Linked DNA regions of Homo sapiens: regions 1 and 2 are each linked to region 3. A link is a contact called in ENCODE Hi-C or POLR2A ChIA-PET data. All regions are on one chromosome and are shown on one strand. The core of a region is the stretch at or near the end of the contact, and the rest is flanking DNA. Distances in the headings are between cores, read along the strand shown.

The links. Hi-C counts contacts between places; a loop is a spot of excess contacts on that map. ChIA-PET counts read pairs that join two places held with the same protein, here RNA polymerase II (POLR2A). Pooled maps may share reads with other maps.
Region 1: a pooled map shows a loop between it and region 3 (10-fold over the local background). The contact joins the promoter of MAP2K3 here to the promoter of AKAP10 in region 3. A Hi-C loop is called at or near these places in 1 of 37 single-sample maps with no recorded cell type and 10 of 50 pooled maps. POLR2A ChIA-PET finds 5 or more read pairs at or near these places in 1 of 52 experiments (PC-9).
Region 2: a loop to region 3 is called in a pooled map, with 14 times the contacts of the local background. The contact joins the promoter of PRPSAP2 here to the promoter of AKAP10 in region 3. A Hi-C loop is called at or near these places in 5 of 50 pooled maps. POLR2A ChIA-PET finds 5 or more read pairs at or near these places in 2 of 52 experiments (H1 and activated CD4-positive, alpha-beta T cell).

Annotation. Positions count from the first base shown.
Region 1 is chr17:21,281,740-21,286,457 of GRCh38, forward strand. MAP2K3 (mitogen-activated protein kinase kinase 3) reads left to right here and starts at 2,972. Exons shown (of 12, transcript NM_145109.3): 1 at 2,972-3,230. The coding sequence starts at 3,182. RefSeq lists enhancers at 2,044-2,544, 4,621-4,680 and a silencer at 2,431-2,960.
Region 2 is chr17:18,854,905-18,859,476 of GRCh38, forward strand. It overlaps PRPSAP2 (phosphoribosyl pyrophosphate synthetase associated protein 2), which reads left to right and starts at 3,227. Exons shown (of 12, transcript NM_002767.4): 1 at 3,227-3,357. RefSeq lists enhancers at 1,078-1,578, 1,097-1,146, 1,167-1,226, 3,006-3,578 and a silencer at 3,325-3,684.
Region 3 is chr17:19,974,592-19,979,160 of GRCh38, forward strand. It overlaps AKAP10 (A-kinase anchoring protein 10), which reads right to left and starts at 3,237. Exons shown (of 15, transcript NM_007202.4): 1 at 3,001-3,237. The coding sequence starts at 3,088. RefSeq lists a silencer at 2,945-3,134 and an enhancer at 3,607-4,320.

The DNA of each region.
Region 1 (4,718 bases), core at 1,722-4,221, 1.3 Mb after region 3:
CAAGAAATTCTTAAAAACCAAAAAGTGATTTGGAAGCACAAAACTTATAGTTAATGCTATTGAGTCAGCCTCTCTTTACAGCCTTCTGTCACCCCAGGTCCTGCCCACCTCAGATCATGCTTGCATCCTGACTTTGGCCACAATCCTTCCCATCCAGAGACTCAGTTTCCTGCATCCACAGAGAGCAGGTTTGGGACTTTTCTCCTAGGAATCAAGGTAAGAGGCAGCCTCTTGTGACCCATGTCAAACATTTATTCTGCTTTCTGCATGGTCATGGAGTTCCCCAATCTGACTGTGCCACTTACAGACAGAAAGAAATCAAGAGATGTCACTATAGCAAGCCAGCAAGAGACCTTTGTCTCTGATGGTTCTTGATGGTACTTCTTGAGCTCCAGTGGTGCAGCTGTGCATCCCAGTCTGGCCCTCACCTGGTCCTCATGTGTGGCCCTTTTTACATCTCCAACCCATTGCCTCTGCTGTTCCTTTCCAGGGATGCTCTTCTTGCTTCTCTGCCTGGTAAGCTCCTACTGGTCCTTAAAAGTCCAGTCTCAAAATCACCTCCTCTGAGAGGCCTTCCTTGTCCCCACCCAGATGGAGATGGCTGCATCACCCAGGCACCCTCCTGGGACTTTTGCTCATGCATCTATTTATAGCACTCACATGGAGTTTTGTGATTCCTGAGCTGTTTATCGGGCTCCTGACTAATCCCCAAACTCCTTGTATGCGAGGGCCTGTCTGAGTCATCTGGCCGCCAAGGAGGTTGGCACGGGACTGGAGTCGCTTCACCCTGGTCTGTGGATGCTTTCCTCCTTCCTTTTTTCATTCCTCAAATATTTATCAGGCACCTACTATGTGCCTGGTTCTGGGCTATGCATTGGGAACACAGCAGGGAATGAGGCTCGGATGGTCTGGAGGGAGAGCTGTGTTAAAAACTGAGTCAGTAACAAAGACATCAGCAGCATAAGTGTTGTGCCTCAGTCTGGGGACCATGATGAGAAGGCCTCTTAGGGGTGTTCATTTAGGAAGCGGTCTGAGGGATGAGAGGGAACCAGCCCCAGGAGGCTTGAGTGGAAGAATGTTCTGGGCAGGAGCAGCAAGGGTGAAGCTGCTGCGGCAGGACCATCCCTGGCACATTTGAGGGGCAATACTGAGACTCTTGAACATCCCAAGAAGCAGAGTGCACAAGGCGGAGTGTGGCCTTGTGCAGAAGTCAAGGCTGTTGGCCAGTGCCTGAACCCAGAAAACTCGCTGGACTAGCCTTGCAGTTCTGGTAGAAAGGAAGCTGCTCCTGGATGCCCATTTTACAGACGGATAAGCACAGGTCACCAGGGATGATATGGCAAGGATGGAGGCAGCCCACAGTGTTTTCAAACTCACATTTCCTGGGCACCTAGTGAGTGCCAAGCCCTAGGCCAGGTGTTTCCACTCCTGAACTCATGAAACGCTTTCAGAGACCTTATTGTCCCCATGGGATAGGTAAACTGAGGCACAGAGCTGCTCAGTGACTTCTTTAAGGTCATCCAGCTAGTAAGTGGAGGAATTGGTATTGGAACCCATACCTATCTGAGCCCCAGACTCATGATTTTCCATCCCACTGCCTGGGAAGGGTGAACAGGAGACGCAGGAAGAGAATGGTGATGGCTGCAAGGCTTCCCTCTTATCTCCTGTGGCTCCCCACTCTGTGCATGGGGCCCTGCATCACCCCCACTTTACACCTGGGCAAGCAGAGGTCAGGCCCGGCCTCAAGCCTTTCTAGCAGGTGGTGGAATCTGCTTCCCTCACGTGAGGTCCCTGACAGGGTACACATGTCTGCCTGGAGGCCAGGGGCTGACCCCTTGACCTTTGCCTGGTACATTCTGCCTTCACTAGCCCTGGCTTTACATCCAGAGTCATCTGTTCCCAGCGCCAGATTGGTCAGCGGTTCCTGAAATCCCCCGAGGTTCCGTGTGGGAGCAGAGGGAGGACTGGCCCATCCAGCCATTATGCAGATGGGCAGACTGAGATCCTAGGAGGAGAGGAGAGAACGAAGGTCCAGGAGAGAGCCAGGATGGGGCCTCGGGGCTCGCGGGATAAAATGCACCGCATGCCGCCTCACTCCCTCTGAGACACGGTTTCCCCCTGTGTAGAACAGGGGCAGCAGTAACCAGCCACGAAAACTCCTCGTGCTGCCTCGTCACCGGGCATCGCTGAGCTCACCACCGACCCCGCGCCCTGGCCGGGCGCCTGGAGCGCGGGCGCGGGCGACGTTTGCTGGCGCCAGGCCCTCAGTGCGTGTTAGCGAGCAGCGCCGGGAGATAGCTGTCACCGCCGCCCGCTCACAGATGCGTAGACTGAGGCTCAGGTGTCACCACCTGACCAAGGCTAGTTCCGCTACAAAGCTGCCGACTCGGATCCGAACCCGGGTCCAATTTACAGAAAAGGAAACTGAGGCCCAGAGACACTAGGGAGCTTGCTAGGGTGAGGCAGCTGCAGGTTCAGAGAGCCAGGAGGCAGCCCAGCAGCGCACTTTTAACCCCCGCCCACTTCGGCAGGCCCAGCCGTGCCACCTTTAGGGATCTCGGGTTTTTTCCAGACGACGCACCCAGGAGAACGCGCCCGCGCATCGCACCCGCCGGGGCTGCGGGTCTGGGGGTGCCGGGCTGGGCCTGGGCGCCTGCAGGGAGCAGCGGGCTCAGTGGGTCCCGGGAGTGGGTGGGGCTTGCATGTTGACGGGCAGCGCGAGGGGCGCGGCTTTAGTCCAGGGGGCGGAGCCTGACCGGACCTGGGTTTTTCGGGCGGCTGGCGGACTTGACAGAGAGCGGGAGGGGCCCGGATCCTGGGCCTAAGGAGGGTGGGGCGTGTGCTTGACAGGCAGGGACAGGCCGGCGTCTGATAGGCAGAGGACGGGCCTTGGAAACGAAAGGACCAATCGGGCACGCAGGGGCGGGGCCTGAGTCAGCGCAGTTCGGCCGGGGTCTCCCCGGCGCTGCCCAGTCTGTCTCCGGCGCCGCCCGTCGCGGACTCGTCCTTGCTGCAGTCGCCGCCGCAGTCCTCGCCGCAGTCGCCGCCGCCGCCGCCGCCGCCGCCGCTGCTCCTCCGCCTGGCCTGGGCCGTCTGCCCGCAGCCATGAGCGTGCTCGGCCCCGGTGGAGCCCGCAGTCCTCTAGATTAGTCTCCACCGCCGTCCAGGACCCACTTGCAGCATGGAGTCGCCCGCCTCGAGCCAGCCCGCCAGCATGCCCCAGTCCAAAGGTAGGCGCTCCCGGCCGGGACCTCGGCCTGACCCCGCGCCTAATCTGGGGCCGGGCTGCAAACCCCGACCTTTCTTTGGTCCCACCCCATCCTGTTCTCGACCTGGCAGCGGCGTCCGGTCCCGGAACCCCTTCCTGTTCGGGGTCCCGGGACCAGCCCCCGCCTGGGCCCTCACCTGGACCCCCACGTTAGGCCTTGGGACTGCACTCAGGCCCGAGATCACCCAGGCTGGACCCAGACTAGGACTTTGTTCTGCTCACCCCATCCAAGTCAGGAGCCTCATTCTGACCTCATTTGGGCCTTATGGCTGCAGCCTGGACATGAACTCTCCCAGTCTTCTCCCTCAGCGGGACCCAGGTGAGATTCACACTGGCCTTCACCTGGGTCCTTGGGCAGCACCCAGTCCCATTTCTAGCTTCGGGTCCCAGGGCTGTATCCAGGTTGGGATTTAACTTGAGTCTCCATCTGGGCCCCAGAGTGCTCCTGTTGTTGCGGACCTCACTGTACCCCCTATGCGGGTGCTCTGGCTACACCCCAGCTCGGAACTCCCCGTCCTTCTCTCCCCCAGCTCTTCTTATCCTTATAGGCCCTATGTTGCCCCTTCCCTGGCTGGCCTGCACCCTGTCCTGCAGCCCTGGGCTCCCAGGAACCTTCCTTGTCCTCCCACCCCTCCCTAAGGTACAGCCCCCTCTCTACCGGCCTCTCTCTGTCTTGAGTTGCAAGCTTCTCCCTGCACTGGGGGTTCTCACCCCATCTTATTCTTGTCCTGGCTGCCTGGGATCTGGGCCAGCCGCCAGGCCAGGGTGCTGGCTGTGCAAGGGATTTGCTCTTCTCCAAGTAGCTGGCCTTCCTGGAAATTTTTGTGAGGTGGCAGCAGCAGGATTTGTCATGCGGAGGGGGAAGGATGAAACTCGGAGGGCAAAAGGGGAATTTTTTTTTTTTCAGGAAGAGGAAAGGATGTTTTTGGTGCGTCGGAGTTTCAGTAGGCTGGGTTGTGCGAGAGATTTCCAAACCGGACATAGCCGTAATGAATGGGCTGCCTCCTGGCTTTCTGAACCTGCAGCTGCTTCACCCCAGCAAGCTCCCTGGTGTCTCTGGGCCTCAGTTTCCTTTTCTGTAAATTGGAAGTAATCGCACCTGCTTCTGTGGACGTGGGAGTGTGGTGTGGGGTGGTGAATAGTAAAGAGCTCTGAGGCGTTCTCTCAGCGTAGCACCTGGCGCAGAGCCGGTGCTCACCAGGGTACACTGGCTGCACACATCTCGCTATTGTTTCCATTCTTCTTGCTGGAAAGGCCTCCACTGCTGGAAGTGCAGCCTCAGAGTGAGCAGGAGGAAGCACCTAGCAGCGGGCACCTAGTGGGCACTTCATCAGGGGTCAGCCGCTCTTCTGTTCTGGAGGGTGCAGGCCAATGGGAGCCCTATGTGGGCCTGGGGAGGGCATGGGCTCTTCCTGGCCCCTGCTGCTGGCTGCTATGGTGGCTGGAGCCG
Region 2 (4,572 bases), core at 1,977-4,476, 1.1 Mb before region 3:
AGCTCTCAATTTTTTGTGGTTTGATTGGTCTTAGCTAGGTGGCTCTTGCTTAGGGTCTTTCATAAAGTTGCAGTCAGGTGGTGGCTGGGGCTGCAGTCACCTGGTGGGTCAGCTTGGCTGAACACCTACCATGGCACACTCCTATGGCCTAAACCCCAAGGATAAAGAGAATGAGAGTTTTGACATCAGCCTACAAGGGATTTCAATAGTCCTTGGAGAATGGATGGCGGATGGAAGAGTGGTATTGCTATAACAGAACAAATGAAACTACAAACTAAGTGCCTGCAGTGCGGGAAACTATTGAGGAGCAAGCCACCCCACTGCAGAACCCTGGACGCGGTGATACACTGGAGCTAGCTCATTCTGGTTAATGAGAGTGGATTTTTTAAAAAATTCAAGGCCAGGTGTGGTGGCTCATGACTGCAATCCCAGCGTTTTGGAGGTCGAGGCGGGAGGATCACTTGAGCCCAGTTCGAGGCGGCAGTGAGCTATGATTGCACCACTGCACTCCAGCCTGGGCAACAGAGCAAGACTCTGTCTCTTAGAAAAGTTTTTTTTTTTCCAGTAATATTATTCTTGTATGGTGCAAACACTATATAATGCTGCGCTACTGCCCATTTTCTTTCCAGAAAGGATAAGGCACTCAATTTTCCAGACATTTCTTGAGTACCATACTTGTGCCAGGCCCTGGGAAACAGTGATCAGCAGGAGGGACGAAGAGCCCACCCTCATGGGGCTTACAGTGTACAGGGGCTGAGGTGGTGATATTTGTCAAATAACCACCCAAACACTTAATTAGAAATCGTGATAAGCCCAATGAAAGAAAAATACATGAAACAGTTTTATTTGGGAAGGGAGTGGTTTAGGGAAGACTCGAAAGTGACAATGGAGCTATCAAGTTCAAGAAGGAGTTAGTAGGGGAGGAGGCTGCAGGAAGAAGTGCACGCCTGGAGGCAGGAACAGCATGTGTCCCGGTAGTTCAGGGTGGCGGGCCCAGGCGGGTGAGAAAGGGCAATGGAGAAGGAAGGAGAGGAGACCGTGCAGACACTGCAAGTGCCAGAAACCCGATCCACACTGGCTTCAGAGGGTGGAGGGGAGGTTCTTCTTGGCTTCCATAATAGAAATGTCCAGGGACCTACCGACTTCAGATTCAGCGCAAACTCATCTGGGCCCGGTCTGTATCCCTCCCTCTCTTTTCTCTCAGCACTTTCCTCAGGCGGTTCCCCTCCTGGCATCCCAGCAGCTGCAGCATCAGCAGGAGAGAGTAAGCCTCTCCAGTCCCGGCGCAGGGATGGAGACGGTGTTTCGTGGGCTCCGATTGGCTCAGTAGCCTATCTTTGGAGCGAATCAGCGAGCGGAGAGGGATGAACTTCTCTGACTGGCCAGATCCAGTCACATGCCAACATGTGACGCGTGGAATCTACGCCAGCCACAGCAGAGAGGTGGGGGTTGTGACCGGAGTTAGATGCCAGCGCAGAAGGGACGTGAGCCCAGCCGAGGTACCGCTGAAGAGGAATCAATTTTGGTATGCAGATAATCACTGGGCTCATGGGTCTTGCTCTTTACAAAGAGGTATGTCCCTGTAAAGTTGTCAGGCAAAGGAAATGTTTCAAACGACTCCATTTCACGAAGTCTCACCTAATTTACAATTCGTTAGTTGAGATGCTTGTATTCTTCGTTTCTAAAATAAGACGTTGAACCATAAAGACTCTAGCTAGCTCTGCAACCTCTGATGAATATTTCATGCCTCATTATTGTGAAAAATCCAAAGCAGAATTGGAGAGAAGATGTGGTATAGGGATTAGGTAAGTGAAGACTGGTGCAAAGCCTCCTGGGTCGAAATTCTGTCCACTGCTTTGTCATTGGAAAAGTTATTTAACGTCGTCGTCTCAGTTCCCACAACTATTAAAATGGAGAGGATAACAACACCTACCTTATGCTCTTGTGAGGATTAAATAAGTTACCGTTAATATATGTAAAGCACTTAAAAGAGGACCATGTGTTTGCTATTATTATGTTATACATACAATAAAGAGTAAACATTACCTAAGTTATAAAGAACTTAGGCAATGGATACCAAAAGTACTAATTCCTTTATAATAAAAGAAAAAAAGGCGACAAGGCAAATAACGATAATAACTGATAATGGCTGGGCGCGATGGCTCACGCCTGTAACCCCAGGACTTTAGGAGGCGGAGGCGGGCGGATCACTTGAGGTCAGGAGTTTGAGAACAGCCTGGCCAACATGGTGAAACCCTGTCTCTACTAAAAATACAAAAAATTAGTCGGGCGTGGTGGCGCACACCTGTAATCCCAGCTACTCGGGAGGCTGAGACAGGAGAATCGCTTGAACCCGGGAGACGAAGTTTGCAGTGAGCTGAGATCGCGCCGATGCACTCTAGCCTGGACAACAGAGCGAAACTCCGTCTCAAAACAAAAAACTAACAAACGAACAAAAAACTGATCATTTATTATACACCCAGAACTGTGCTTTTAGCACAGTTTTGTTTTGTTTTGTTTTGTTTTTGAGATGGACTCTTGCTCTGTCACCCAGGCTGGAGAGCAGTGGCGCGATCTCGGCTCACTGCAACCTCTGCCTCCCGGGTTCAAGCGATTCTCCTGCCTCAGCCTCCTGAGTAGCTGGGATTACAGGCGCGCACCACCACGCCTGGCTAATTTTTTTTTTTTGTATTTTTAGTAGAGATGGGGGTTTCACCATGTTGGTCAGGCTGGTCTCGAACTCCTGACCTCGTGATCCGCCCGCCTCAGCCTCGCAAAGTGCTGGAATTACAGGCGTGAACCACCGCGTCTGGCCGTATTGTCTCATTTAATCCTCACAACAGTCTTATGGAATGGGTGCTGCTATCTTTGTTTTTCAGATGAGGAAACAAGCTCAGAGGGTTGAAATGACTTGTCCAAGGTTACAGGCCAGTGGAGGCTTGAACCCAGGTATTTGTAATTCCAAATGTCATACTCTGTCCACATTCATTCCTTGTAACCTGCCTGGGCTGTCACAGTTGGTGTGGGGCTAGCAGCTCCCCAGGGACCAAAACAGGCGCATCCCCGCCCACCGCCCCGCCCATCGTGCCAGCCCGACTCCACCCCTGTGGCTACACCCACTGCCCCGCGCCTTACCCACTGGTGGGCCACGCCCACAGCCCCCAGCTAGGTGCCTCCGCTGTCCGGGCTCTAGTCCCGCCCTCGCCCCTCCCCGCCCACCGGCCTCGCAGTCACCGCGGACGCCAATCTTGTGCATGGAGTCGCCATTTTGCTCCTAGAGAGGCCGCCAGGAGACCCGGCGCTTTCTTCCTTCTGCAGCTGAGGCTGCGGCGGGGCCGGGGCTGGGGTCGGGGCCAGGTAGGCGGGCGGGAGCCAGTGGCGAGCGGCAGCGAGGGCTGGCTGGCTCCGGCATTGCGGGGCGCAGGTGCAAGGGGCGGGGAGCCCGCGGCGCCGGCAGGCGGACGGGTCGGGGTCCCTGGGTGGTGGCTGCTTGGGGGCTCACTGGGGCGATCTCGCGCCCGCGGCCCTTCCATTTTTCCCTCCCTTCTTCCTCTCCCGCCAGGGGTCGGCGGGGGCGGGGGACGGGCGTCCGGTGCCTGGGCTCTCTCCTCTCCCTGAGGCGCCGCTGGGGAGTCGAACCCTGATGATGGGACCTGTGGTGAGCAGCCCTGAAAGCAAGCCCAGACCCAGCCATTCTCCGTCCCTAAGCTGACACGGAGCCCCTGATTTTAATTTACCTGGCTTTGCTAGTTACGAATATATCTCTCACCTCCTAAAGGATGATTTTATCCAACTCAGAACTCACCCCAGCAGAGATTGAGGGGGAACCGTGATGAAATTTTTAAGTATTCTGCTTGATGATAATAATTTTTCTCTTATGTTAATGTTGGCTCCGTTTGGGTGTTTAGCTTTTGAAAGGAGTATGAAAATGCGGAATGGGGCTTTGGGGCTTGAGGTGTGATCTCTAGTGTTTAAAAAATTTAATTGCACAAATAGAAATAATTCACCCACATTATTGAACCCCACTAAAGCATATCCTTTTTGTCCATATTCCTTTCCTGCTGCCCTCGTGTGTACCATTATTACTCAGTTGTGATTTGAGCTCGTTCCACTTAAAGTCATTCATAGATACTTTTGCGTCGTGTTGAATATTTATTGAATTTCTATTCTGTGTTTTACTTAATTACTTTATTATGGAACCTTTACACAGGTCTGGTGTACTTGTTCTTTGAAAAGTCTTATGTTGACCACCATCACTGAGCATATAGCTTTTTCCTTATTTCCTTGGGATAATTACCCGAAGTGGAAATACCGAATCAAACTTCTGTTTTCTTTCTTTGGCACTATTATATAAATTGTTTTCCAAACAAGGCATGTTTACAATAGACATTTTTCAAAATCTGGGTATTTGTCCTATTTTGCTCTCTGTATGCAGAATTCAGCGGGGTGCCAAGTCGTTTTCTGTGTGGGTTGAGAGACAGGCTGTGCAGCCCACTGTTGCATAGGACTAACTACTACAAATCATGCTGAGACCGAGCTATTTTTGCTGCTTAGAGGCTTTGCAGCCTTGAG
Region 3 (4,569 bases), core at 1,987-4,486:
GTAAATTTGGGACTCAATGCATTGATGGTATTTAAAGTCTGAATCGAATCCCTAACAGGACCATCTCCAGCTTCTACTCTTACCACATCCAGCCTCCAAAAAGCACCTAGAATGATTTTTTTTTTTTTTTGAGACAAGATCTCACTGTGTTGCAGTGGTGGGATCATAGCTTACTGCAGCCTCAAACTCCTGGGCTCAAGTGATCTTTCTGCTTCAGCCTCCTGAATAACTCACAACACCCAGCTATTTATTTTTTCTTTTTGTAGAGATGGAGTCTCTCTATGCTGTACAGGTTGATCTCGAACTGGCCTCAGGTGATCCTCCTGTCTCAGCCTCCCAAAGCCCTTGATTACAGGCATGAGCCACCATGCCCTAGAATGATCTTTTTAAGATATAAGTTCAGATCACTCCTCTTTCAAAATTTTAAATTAATATTCTTTCTGTATTTTGTTTGACACATGGTCTCACTTTGTCATCCAGGCTGGAGTGTAGTGACTCAAATATGGCTCATTGTAGCCTCCACCTCCTAGGCTCAAGTGATCCTTCTGCCTCAGCCTCCTGAGTAGCTGGGACCACAGGTGTGCACCATCATACCCAGCAATTTTTTAAATGTTTTGTACAGGTCTCATGTTGCTCAGGCTGGTCTTGAACTCCTGGGTTCAAGCTATATTCCTGCCTCGGCCTCCTAAAATACTGGGATTACAGATATGAACCACCATGTTTGGCATCTCGGCATTAGGAATAAAACCTAACCATGGCCCGTAGAGCTCTCAATCACCCAACACTTGCCTACATCTATGCTCCAGTCACAGTAGCCTTCTTTCCTCTCTTGAAGGGCACCATGCTCTTTCTTGCCTCCTGGCCTTTGAACATGCGATTCCCTGGCCTCTCTAGTTACCTCCTACTGATCCTTCAGCTCTAAGTTTCAAGGTCACCTGCTGAGTCCTCTAACATCTAACCAAAATGCATTTCTCCTCTTAATCTTTCATAACACTTTACTCAACTTGTAAGTATACACCTATACACACACACTTACATGGAGCGAAAGGGAGAAGAGAGAAGATTTGTTTGCTTATTTATTATCTGTCTACCCCAGTAGACAATAAGCTCCATGGGTGCAGGGACATTCTCTGGTTCACTACTCAATCGTGAGGGCCTAGCACAGCACCTGGCAGACTCTGGACACTCAAAAGGTATTTGTTGAATAGAGACAACAGTCTCTTGTGCAATATGCAGTTTGCCTCATTATTCTTAGAATGTTTTCCCCCCTTAAAAAAACAAAAGTTAACCACTTCAATACCAATAAATTAGAGAGCTATTAGGTATACCCCTGCCTTACCAATAAAGCTTCCTCCTACTATTTTACCGGTTTCATTCATTAAGCACTTTCATGCATTCATCACCTGGCATCAGTTACCAAAACCGTGTACCCACTTAAGAAGAAGTATTTAAAGTCATTCAGAGTTCAATGGGCCTTTGGGAATCATCTAATTCTCAGCTGACAGAAGACAGAAAAGTAGGTTAACTGGTCTGCCCCTGTTACAGTTAGCAGCAGAGCTGTCATATGAAACCAAGTTCGATTTTGTTTAGTGCTTTTTCCAAAACCCATTTCTGGCTGGCCGCGGTGGCTCATGCCTGTAATCCTGGCACTTTGGGAGGCCGAGGTGGGAGGCCCACTTGAGGTCAGGGGTTCAAGACCAGCCTAACATGGTGAAGCCCCGTTTCTACTAAAAATACAAAAATTAGCCGGGCATGGTGGGGCATGGGTAATCCCAGCTACTTGGGAGGCTGAGGCAGGAGAATCGATTAAACCTGGGAGACAGAGGTTGCAGTGAGCCGAGACTGAGATCGCGCCATTGCACTCGAGCCTGGGCAACAAGAGCGAAACTCCGTCTCAAAACAAAAAAAGAAAACAAAACCCATTTCTGTCTGGTACTTTTTTTTTGAGACGGAGTTTCGCTCTTTTTGCCCAGGCTGGAGTGCAATGGTGCTATCTCGGCTCACCGCAACCTCCGCCTCCCAGGTTCAAGCGATTCTCCTGCTTCAGCCTCCCAAGTAGCTGGCATTACAGGCATGCGCCACCACCCTGGCTAATTTTGTATTTTTAGTAGACACGGGGTTTCTCCATGTTGGTCAGGCTGGTCTTGAACTCCCGATCTCAGGTGATCCACCCGCCAAGCCTCCCAAAGTGCTGGGATTACAGGCGTGAGCCACCGCGCCCGGCCTCTGTCTGGTACATTTTATCTGAAGCAACAGGAATTGACAGGAAAAATCACTGCTGTCCACAGACCCATACTTGCTCACTTCGGATATGTATTTTTAATGAAGTGCAACAACGTTACCCAGAATCAAAATTAAGCTGTTTCTACGTAAACATTGGGCAGGTAATACAACTGGAAATCAAAAATGTAAGTAGTTCGTTTGTAAGTTAGGGTTCCAGTAGTTAGCAAACTTGCCAAAGTCATCAAAAGTAGTGGTCTTCCTGTTGGGGAACTTTAGCAATAAGTAATTTTATTTTAGTAACAGCAGTAACTACCCCTCCCCCCAAAGAGGAAATTGGAAGACAGCACTGGGTGAAGAAAACAATTTTTTCACGTGTTGCTTTTAGACATAAAACCCTCAACATTTGGAAACTTCAGACTTCCATAATAAGGTTCTAAAGAGATTTCCTTGATCTTGATCCACGGTCCTCAAAGAAACACAAAAAAACTAACCCCCACCTAAGAACTGTTCTTAACCAAACAGGCAGGAACTTCTATGGGCTTTAGCAATCGCTTCTGAACCAGCGCGACAATACTCCTCTGACCTCGCGCAAGAAGGCCACCTTCTCCCTCCCAGAAGAGTCCCGGAGCAGAGCAAGGCACTCAGGGGGCATCTGCGCCGAGGTCGAGGCTCGCTGAAGGCCTTGCTGCCGCCTTGGGGAAAGCCCTCGCAGGCCCACCTGCCCCACCGCCGCCCCTGAGGCCCGGCCTGACTCCCCGCCGGCGCCCCCTCAGCTACCTTTCCGCCGGAAGAAGGACATGGCGGGGCCCGGGTCGGGACGGAGGGTGCGGGGGGACTGGCGCGGGGAGGGCCCGGCTCCCCTCATTCAGCAACCGGCCCGGACTTCCGGGTCCAGAGGGGCCGCTGCACTAGCGCGAAAAGGGACCCTTCTTCCGGGAGTGGGCCCCACCGCCTCCTCGGGATGCCCAGGCAGCTCCAGCCGCCATATTATCAACAAGCCGCCCGCCCGGAGTTCCGGTCCTTCCCCGCGCTAGGCTTCACGGGAGGTCAAGCGCCGGCCCCGCCCCTTTTCCCCATCCCCCTCCCGCGGGTGCAGGGGCGCACGCCCGCATCGCCCACGTGACCCGCGCGTGCTACCCGCGCCTCTTTCCCGGGCCCTGGGTGCCTGGAGCGAGCCACCGTTCCTGCAGCTGTTTTGTGGCGTCTGTCGCCGGCCCCCGGTGGAGCGCTGCAGACCCAGTCTCTGCAAAACTAACTCCCTGGGGCGGGAGCCCTCCCAGCAGCTGGAACGGGGCGGGCCTTAGGTCCCCGGCTTCCGGCCCCTGGGTACCCTTCAAATTGTGCCCTTCTAAAAGGCAGGGTCAACCCTGCCACGCTCCAGCTCGACCCCTCCTGCTCCTCCGTTTGAGTTTTGCTCACAGGCGCTGGCCGGCACGAGCAGCTTCACCCTGCACCCCAGTCCCTGCTTCCTCAGGAGAACCCGCCACGGCCTGCGGGTTCGAGGCGATGCAGAACCCTGATTAGGAAAAGGCACAACCTGCCGCATGCGGAACCAGCAGCTCCCTGGATCATTAGCGAATGAAAAGGGGAAGCGGGCTTATTTCGGAGTGCAGTCCCTGCGAATGCTCAACTTTGTAAGGGACTGCAACATAAAAGCCTCGCCAGTATTTAAAAGCTAGCTCCAGTGAATCATCCTTGCTCAAATGCCATTTTCCTGTGAATCTTCTGACCCTCTACTCCCAAAGCAAAATCAATCAAGCCTCCCTGTCTTTGGTGCTTCTTAACACCCGGCGAGTGCGCTCAGCGGCTGAGGTTGTAACTGCTCCCTGGGGTTGGGGTTGGGGAGGGCAGGAAGGTAATAGTAACTCAATAAATGTTCGCTGGGGTTTTTAAACCAATGAAGTTTATCATGTGACGGATGGGGAAACAGGCCCAGAAGAGACAACTAGCCCAAGATTGTTCAGAATGTTAGAAATACCAAAATTGTTAGAAATAGATAATCGGTGCCACGAAGAAAAGTCAGCACGGAGACAAAAGATCTCCAGCAAGGCAATCTTTACTTTCTGCAGAAAGGGTGCTCAATCGCAGATGGAACGATGTCGAGAGCACACCTGAACAAAGGAAAAGCAAACATATTTATCCCTTACGCATTTGGGTCGTCCTCACTGCTATGTCCTGCATCCATTGGCTGGAGCGGGACCTCACACTCTTAAACTGATAGCCGATTTGCTAATAGCCTAAAACTTTCTAAATAGGTAAGTGCAAGGAAGAACGAAGAAGGAGAGGAAGTTGCTTACCGAAAGGTTTAAGGAAGCAATAACATTTCCAAATAAGGAAGGGGCATAG